Linked DNA regions of Homo sapiens: region 1 is linked to region 2. The links are chromatin contacts, found by Hi-C or POLR2A ChIA-PET in ENCODE. All regions are on one chromosome and are shown on one strand. Each heading gives the region's core, a stretch centred on a gene start or an enhancer-like site at or near the end of the contact. The rest is flanking DNA. Distances are from core to core; before and after follow the strand shown.

Region 1 (4,075 bases), core at 723-3,222, 42 kb after region 2:
GGGCCAGGCCCCTCCACACCAGCCCAGGGCCACCCGCCCTGCAGTGTCTCCTGGAGCGTGGACCCTGTGGAGCTGCGCCCACTGACCCATGTGCCTTTTCTTCACCAAGGCTGTGGAAAGTCCCGGAGTCTAAACAACATAGTTGGAGCAGCTGGAACCAGCCTGGGGCTGTCTCCACTGGCATCGCGTTACAGCTTGCCCTACCCTCTGAAAAAGTTCCTGCTCACCCCCTTCCACCCCCTCACCGGCCCACCCCCTGGTCACTCTGCCCCTTAGCTGCACCTTCCCCTCTGGGCACACGCGCACAAACAGGCACCCTTCCATGCCCTCAGCGCTCACTCCCCAGGGCCCACGCGGGCAGCAGGAGGGAGCAGGGGGGAGCAGTCAGGACAGAGGAGAACTTAGGCCCCCGAGCCTGCCCTCCATAGCTCCAAGCTTCCCAAAAGGTTCAGCTCTGGAACCGGAGAGCAAAGGGGAAAGCAATCCCAGAGCTTCTCCCCATATTGGCCTCTTCCTGGGCTGTAGGTGCACACCCCGGACCTGTCTTTCGGCCTTGCCTTCCTCTCGGGGTCCCACCAGGGCCAGTCTCAGCCACCAGGCGTTTATGTGTGCACAGAGCGCCTGGGGCCAGTCAGCCTTGTTGGGGAGCCACGCCTATGTTAATATCTTTAATCACTGTGAATGTATTTCCATTCCTCATAGCCTTTAACCAGTAGCCGAACAGCCTGTCTGTCTGTCTGTCTGTCCACCCCACACCCAGACCAGCAAGGAACAAGGCTGTTATGTCGGGCATCTCTGCTGGTGTAAAGGTGGTTTGACTCCTTGGAAGAGCAGTGCCTATGGGCAGTGCTGCCCTGGGAGAAGAGGCCTGATGTTTTCTATCCCTGGCTTGGGGCGCAGGTAGGGGTCCCTAGCGTTGTAGCTTCAGGCTTGGTGCAGGCCGTGGGCGGGCTGCCTAGGCGAGGGAGGCCCTTCCCTCAGGAAGCCTCTGCCCAGATTCAGTGGTGACTCCCACTGGCGGCACCTGGTGTCCCTTCTGCGCCCCGAGCTGCAGCATCGCTCTCCACGCTGCTTCCTCTGCTTCTGCGACAGTTCTTCTTCCCTCTCCCTCTCCCTCAAACTCCCAGCCCTGCCTCTGAGTCACCTGCCATTCCCACCCAGCCTCTGCGCTCTGTATTCCTGCCAGAACCGGAGACTCATCTAATTTCTATAATTAAGTGTATTCATTTACCTAACGAGCCCAGGAGCACAACAGGTTTGTGAGTCACTGGGTGAGCAGGGGTACACCTTGCGCAGGGGCAGCTGAGGGGAAGTGTGGGGACAGAAGCCATCTTGCCCCCACCTGCTCCTGCCGCTCCCGGGAAGGGGGCCCTCCACAGCCTGAGGAACAAGGTTGCCTCAGCCAAGACGTTTCCTCTTTCACCTGATGGGAATTAGACCTGACAGCAGAGCCGTGCGCCTGGCAATTTTTAGAGTCAGATTATGCAATTTTGCGGAGAGAATGACTAAGTAAGGTCCAGATCTGCTCCTTCCATGGTCAGCAAAGATAGGATGGCAGGGCAGCGTCGGGGCTGGGCAGAGGCTGGGAAATCTGAGGCTCCCCAAAAGGCGGACTGGGCAGAGCAAATTATTGCATGGGGTTGGGGGTGTTGTGTAAAGCCTGTGCCCGGAGTGTCCCCATCTCGGCACCTCCCTCAGTCTTGGGCAGACACAGAAATGTCCTTCTGGAAAGGTCTGTTCAGAGTGGGCACTGGGATACCCCCACCCTGCAGTGGTTTGTGGGGCCTGCCTCCCACTTGCTCTCAGAATGAAGTGACCTGACCCATAAGAAGTGAGAAGAGGGGATGTGGGGGCCTCCATGCAACTGCCCTTCAGGAGGGAGCAGGCCCTTGAAGTGACAGGGATGGGGAAGCCTGTGGAACAGGATGGAGATGCGAGGGCCCCTCCCCCAACAGCGAGAGGACTCCCTGGCATGGAGGGCCTGGGCTCTGACAGGGACACAACGAGCCGGGTGTGCAGGTTCACAGGGATGCCACCACTGTTTTCTCCTCTGACTTGCCTTTCTGGTTCAGGGAACCGAGGCCGCTATTTCTGTGGCAGCCCTCAAGTTGTCAGGAGCCCAAGTTTCCACGGCACCCACCGCCTCCTTCCCTCTCTTCCCTCCCACAGGGCTGGGTCTGGCTCATGGCACCCCTACGGTGGGCACAGATGTCCCTGGGCGACAAGATGCAGCATTGCCAGGCTGGAGCCCTAATGCCTCGGGGAGCTGGCTCCCACACATCCCTCCTGGCTCTCTGGCTTCATCTGGGAGAGATAGAACCCAGATAGCAGGAGGGCTGAGTAGACTGTCTGCCCTTACAACCTCTCAGCACCTCTGGGCCTGCCCAGGGCCCTGGGAAAGGGCAGGGTGAGCCCAGGCATTTGCAGAACCCCTGCATACCAGGCACTGCCACAGGAAGTGGCTGCCTGTACAGGCGTCAGGCTCACCCAGGCCTTGAGCCTCCCTCCTTGAGAGAAGGCTCTCTCCCACCCACCATCTGAGAGTAGAGTTTGTTTTCCTTGGGCTAGACTTGGACCTGCACCCACTACTTTGTTGTCAGATGCCTTTCCCCTGCAGCTGGAGCTCAGCCCCTTCCCACAGAACTGGGAGGCAGTCTGGGTAGGAGTTCACAACCTCGCCTTCCAGTCTGTAGCAGGGTTACTGGCAACCTAGAGACCAATTTTCAGGGCTTCTGAGAGGTAGAACCAGAAGGAAGGGCACTGCAACCTAGAAGCTGGCTGACAGGAGCCAGAGGGGAGGCCATGGACTGGCTGCAGGGCCCAGGCTGCCCTTTCACAGAGCTTCCTGGGAGAGGAGGGCCTGCTCTGCTCTGGCCAGCGTCACCCTCTGAAATCCCTGCCCCACCCCTGGTGGGTCAAATAGGTAAGAATCCAGGATGAGATTCCTAGGAAGACCCCTCCCCAACTCTCAGAGGTCCCTGAGGATGGAGAGTCCATGGAAGCCAGTGGAAAAGCAATCTAAGGCCATTATCTCAGTATGGGCTGCTCTGCTCCCTGGCTTCTGGGACACTTGACAGCCTTGCTGTGACTCCTTCTGTCTCATCCTAGACCCATCCTAGACCCCTCAGTAGCCCAGGCATTCTCACCGGTGCATCTTAGGGCCTAATTGCCTACTGGGAGCCCAGAGGCACTTCCCTGTCCCCTAATGAGTGGGGATCAGTGGCAGGTGTTGCTTAAGTTACGCAGACAGGAGTACAGGGCAAGACCACAGCTCTGTCTGCGTGTCCTCAGAAATGGGGCTCTGAAGAACCCTGAATTCCTCTGATTTCAAGGATAGTACTCAGAGGCCCAGAACACTTGTAGGCAAAGGGGCAGTGTTTAAGGAGGTGGCTGGGGCATACAGTCTTAAGAAGATGGAAACAGCATCACCCCAAGATGAGGACACCCCTTCCCTAGAAAGGTGATGGAGGCACCCCGAAGCCCAGGATGGAAGCTGTGAGGTCTGGATGCCACATCTGCACTCCACCTTGACAGGAGGCCTAGCCCTAGACCTCAGACCCGAGAGCTGCAGGGGTTGTCCCAGCGGGTCTGGAACTCCCACCTCCACTGTTGACCCAGATCTGCAGCTGGGACAGCAGTACTCCTACCTGCCCTACCTGTGCTCCCACTGGTAAGGTAGGGGAAGGAAAGGCCCAGGTGGTAGACATCCCAGGCTGAGGGTGGGATCCCAAAAGGGCTCTCTGAGGGGTTGGGTTTCTCAATAAGGTACTATTTCCTGACCTTCTCTCCTGAGACAGGCACATTCGTCCTCCGTGACCTTCCCCTTCAGCATTCACCTGAGGCTGCATGCCCTCCAACTGCTGGGACTCTGTTCCTGCCACATTGAGGAAGGGGGCTGGGCACGACATGGCATCATACTCAGGAGCCTTCTTCACCAGCTCCTTGGGACAATGGAATATCCCAGGGTGGTGACAGCAGATGGAGCTACTTGGGGGAGAGCTCAAGTTGGTCAGGCAACAGCTGGGGTGATGGCCTGTGAGCCACAGGCCACATCAGGAACTTTCCCCACTGCCTC
Region 2 (4,572 bases), core at 990-3,489:
CAAAGTTGTTGAATATTCCATCCTCCAAGAAATCTCCAAGCTATATAGGGCCAGCTCTGATCTGCAGTTTGGGATTGTGGTATCCTCCCAGGAGTGGCTGCCTCCATTTATGAAATTTGACCCTGAAGTGTGACTAGGCTGAGGAATTTATTCACATCTTTATTGATCCTAAACCTTTTAGGTTTAGGGTGTGATGGAAATCTTAATGATGGTATGAATTTGGGTCTCACAGGTAGTCTGGACCTTTTTGTGAAAATGATTGACATAGATAAAAAAGGAAATAATTACCAAAAAAAAAAAAAAAGGAAAGAGAAGAGGAAAGGATAATAAAATGAAGCCAGTATTAAAATAGCCATGTTTTAGAAAGTAGAAGTTTGAAGTCCTAAGATCGTCCTCTTATTCTAGAAGACAGCATCTTAGCCCAAAAGGCTGGTACAACTTTGTAGCCCCTTGTCTGGTCCCTCCTGCTCAGCTCACAACTCATAGAAAAAGGTCAGCTTTTGTCTAGTCTCTCTCTCTCTCTCTCGCTCCCGACTCTTTCCTTCTCTCACACGTGCCAGCACTGTTCATACAAACAGGAGAGGAGATGGGCTCCACCCCTAAGCACAAAGTGTTGAAAGGAAGACGAGACACATAAACCTGTGACGTGGGTATTGACAAGAGCTGTGAGAGCTCAAGGACCAGAGGCAATTAGGAAAAACTTTAAAGAAGAAATGATATTCATGGTGGGTTTTGAGAAATTTGTAGGAGTTTACCAGAAAGTGAGTAGGAGGAAGGGAATTTCAGGAAAAAATTACAGCCTAGGCAAAGGCCAGAGGTGTGCTTTTGAAGAGGAGTAAGTTACCTGCATGTAGAATGTTCAGAACATAAAGGAATGGAAAAAGATTTTCTAGAAGACAGTGGGGAACCATCAGATATTTTTCAGCATGCAAGCGACGTGACCAGAGCTGTGTTCATCTTGTTAAAAAAAAACAAAAACAAAAACAAAAAACCACTTCAGCTAGATTAAATGTAAAAGTTTAATTGAGCAATGAACAATTCGCTAATCAGGCAGAACAATTCGCTAATCAGGCAGAACAATTCGCGAATCGGGCAGCCTTCCGAGCCAGAGTAGGTTCAGAGACTCCAGTGCAGTCATGTGATGGAAGAAGATTTATGGACAGAAAAAGGAAAGTGACTTACGGAAGATGGAAGTGAGGTGCAGAAACAGCTGGATTGGTCACAGCTTGGTGTTTGCCTTATTTGAAGTTGGTTCGAGCAGTTGACCACATTTGATTGGCCAAAACTCAGTGATTGGCACAAGGGTAGGCTACAGTCTGTTTACACCTCCACTTCTTACAGTTCATGATGTACAGAGAAACCTTTAGGCCAAACTTAAAATATCTAAGGAGGCAGCTTTAGGCTAAACTTGATTTAATAATCTCAACATACCTTCTTTTAGAAAATTTCATAATTCTTCCTAGTTAGAACTCACCAAACTGCTCAGAGCCCTCCCATGAGGTGCTGGTTTCTAGCCTAGGAGAAGCGCCCAGGCTCCAGCAGATTGTGGTAGGGCTGTTGTGATTGACATTTGCGAATACCAGAGGAGGCCAGCCAGCATGCCTTCCAGGCATAAGTCACCCTTATGCCCATTTCTGGAGCATTCTTGAAAAATTATTTTTCAAAAACTCACCCAAGAGATGGGAATTAACACAAGTCCTTTCCCAGTGGAACTATGATTGTTTTCTTCTCCTTTTCTATTCTCCAGATTTCTACTAGGCACAGTACAGGCCCCCATTTCCTTATCCACAATACCAAAATCCAAATAGCCATGAAAAACAAAAATTGGTTTGGTTTGGTTTTGATCCTCCAGAACTCACTTGGAAGCAAAATGACCTGCACAGATGTGAGGCTATTTATAGTCTTTATTGATTCACTTGGTGTGAATATTCATATTTTGCTGCAGAAATACTAACGTGTTTGATTACAGGGTGCTGCCCCAGACCCTGCTGGGGGTGATATGTAATTAAGTAGCATATGCATCACATTACCTTTCTAAAATTAAATTAGAAACAAAAGCTTGTATTCCAAAACCAGTCAGCCCCCAGGGCTTTTAGATAAGGAACCGTGGGCCTGTATTACATTTGTAAAGAAGGTAACATTTCATCTTACTTTAAAAACCAGACATCCGCCTATGCAAGGGGGTGGGCCCCCAGCAGTACAGGACAGCCCTGCCCTGTTTCTCTGGTCACCTGGCTCTCCCATGCTCCGCTGTGGCTATTTTAAACCCTTCCAATCCTTCACACCCTCTGACCTTCCTTCCGGCATACTCATCCCCAGCAGATGATTTTGCCTCCTGCTTTACAGGGAAAACAGAAGCTGCCAAGAAACTCCCTCAGATGACAGAGACAGAAACCGACCATAAAACCTGCCTGCAGCTGCCCCATCCTGTCCTCCCTCCCTCCTCTCTCAAATGAGCAGCCCAAGGGTGGTCCTATGGAGGACAGCTTCCCACCCCATCCCGATCCCTACCCTCCAGCTTTTCAAGACACTCCATTGAAAACAAAAACAAAAAAGAAATCAAGACAACATATAAAAATGCAACCCTTTGTTGATTTCATAGCCTTCTCCGGATACTGCCCTTCTCCTGATCCGAGGCTTGCTTCTCCGAGGACCTGCTTACCCACATTGCCTCCATTTCCTCCCCTCTGCCTCTCTCTTTTCTTCACTTCCCCTGGCTTCTTGCCAGGGAGCAACTCCGAGGAAGCCTCTGAAGCCCCCTGTGGCCTCCTGCGTGGACTCCCTCAGGGTCTTTCACTGGCAGCACTGACCCTTCCTCCTCCAGGCTCTGGGTTTTCCTCTTGCCTCTGCTGCTTCTCCTTCTCTGACTCCCTTTCAGGAGACTCTCCCTCTTCCCTGCATTCAGTGTTGGAGATAGGAGCAGGCTTTTGCTTCTTATCCCTCTGTAACTACAGCCACAGCCTCAGCTCCTGCCAGCACACCTGCTACTCAGAAAGTCTATCTCCAGCTTGTCTCTCTCTGGCTCCAGGCTCATCTGTCCAGCGGACCACTTGGCATTTCATTTTAGATGTCTTAAAGACACATTCAGCTCAACCTTTGTAGAACTAATGTCCTGATCCTCCCTGCCCAACACCATCAACCTGTTCCTCTCCCACTGTCCCCATCTCCACCTGCTCAGGTATGCAGGCCAGAGACATGGCCCTCACCTCGGCCTCTCCCTCTCCAGCATCTCCCATCTCCAGTCCATCCCGAAGGTCTCCTTGGTTTGTCCTGCGAAGATCTCTCCATTGGCACCACCCAGCCCCTTAGCAAAGCCACTGTCCCCTCCAGCCTGGACCCCAGAAGCCGCTTCCTCGAAGGTCTGCTGAATCCACTTATTTCTTTTGGAAATGCACATGATTGTGTCCCCACTTCTTTAAACCCCTCGGTGGCTTCTTGGGTTAGGTGCTTTCTTAGGGTGAAGACAGGATCTGTACAGGCCTTTGATCTAACTTCTCTCCTCTCCCAGCCCTACCTGTGCCACCCCCACCTCGTCCTCACTGCTTCAGCCACCCTGGCACCTTCCATTCCCTTTTACACACCATCCTCTGTCCTATCTCAGGACCTCTGTCCATGCTTCTTCCCGAATGTTCTTCCCTCCCCTTGTGGCCTCGCTTTCATCAGCTTTCAAATGTCAGCTTGAGGACCCCTTCTTCTGGGAAGCCTTGCCTGGCCTCCCAACTTGTTCAGATCCCCTTCTTATGGGCTCTCCAAGCACTGGGTGCCCAGCCTTCACAGCCCTTGTCACATTTGCAATTTAGCATTTGTTCGTGGGATCATTTGACCAATGTGTCTCTCTCCAACTAGAATGTAAACTTGGAGAGCCTGATTGCTTCTATTCCCCATGGCCTCTGCATCGCCTAGCACCAGGCCTGGCCCACAGCAGGTGCTCAGAGATTGATGGATGAGTGGCTACATGTCATTGCCACAGGGAGGCCTTGACACCTTATACCTAATAAGTACACAGGGGTGGGCTGGGGAGAGGGTCTCCTCATAGATGCCAAGGGGCCCTTAGATCCTTAAGGCCTGGGTTCTGGGCTTTCTTGGTGGACTAAAGATGGTTTTACTTATTTTGTGCTGGATGGGGGACCTTAATCTCCCCTGGAGTACACATGCTGTCTGACCAGGCAGTCCTCCTGGGTCTCCATTTGTGCCCAGGCCCTGAAGCTCAAAGGCTCGACTACCATCCCCCACCTCTTTCCCCTCAGCATGGGGGTGCCGCCCTCAGCCTCACTGCTCTGCCAGCGCTCTGAGCTTGCCAACATCTCAGCTGTTGGAGTGCTGCCAGGAGTTGAGACATGCCTAGGAAGCTGCTGAGATGATGGCAGGTGGGCCCTGTGTCCTGGATGTTATTTAGGGCTGTGATATTAAAGACAGCTAAAGTCCAGACGGACCCTAGAGTCCAACACCTCACTGTTCAGGTGAGGACTTACCCACAGGTACTCAGAAGGGGCAGCCGGGCCAGGACCCACACAGGGCTTGTCACCACAGGGAAGTGAACTCTCTGAATTGGCTCCTTGCCTCCTTAGTCTG

Evidence for each region. Hi-C counts contacts between places; a loop is a spot of excess contacts on that map. ChIA-PET counts read pairs that join two places held with the same protein, here RNA polymerase II (POLR2A). Pooled maps may share reads with other maps.
Region 1: a loop to region 2 is called in a pooled map, with 5 times the contacts of the local background. The contact joins two enhancer-like sites. A Hi-C loop is called at or near these places in 2 of 168 maps with a recorded cell type or tissue (CD14-positive monocyte and posterior vena cava) and 1 of 50 pooled maps. POLR2A ChIA-PET finds 5 or more read pairs at or near these places in 1 of 52 experiments (K562).

What each region holds. Positions count from the first base shown.
Region 1 is chr1:110,228,424-110,232,498 of GRCh38, forward strand. All of the region lies in intron 3 of KCNC4 (potassium voltage-gated channel subfamily C member 4), which reads left to right. Among named protein-coding and RNA genes, the nearest start is that of KCNC4, 20 kb to the left of the region's middle. Within about 2 kb of position 1,973, at least 3 of the 41 ENCODE cell types and tissues checked have a DNase peak (open chromatin) inside an H3K27ac peak, as active enhancers do.
Region 2 is chr1:110,186,157-110,190,728 of GRCh38, forward strand. The region is part of intron 6 of SLC6A17 (solute carrier family 6 member 17); the gene reads left to right. Among named protein-coding and RNA genes, the nearest start is that of SLC6A17-AS1, 20 kb to the left of the region's middle. Within about 2 kb of position 2,240, at least 5 of the 41 ENCODE cell types and tissues checked have a DNase peak (open chromatin) inside an H3K27ac peak, as active enhancers do.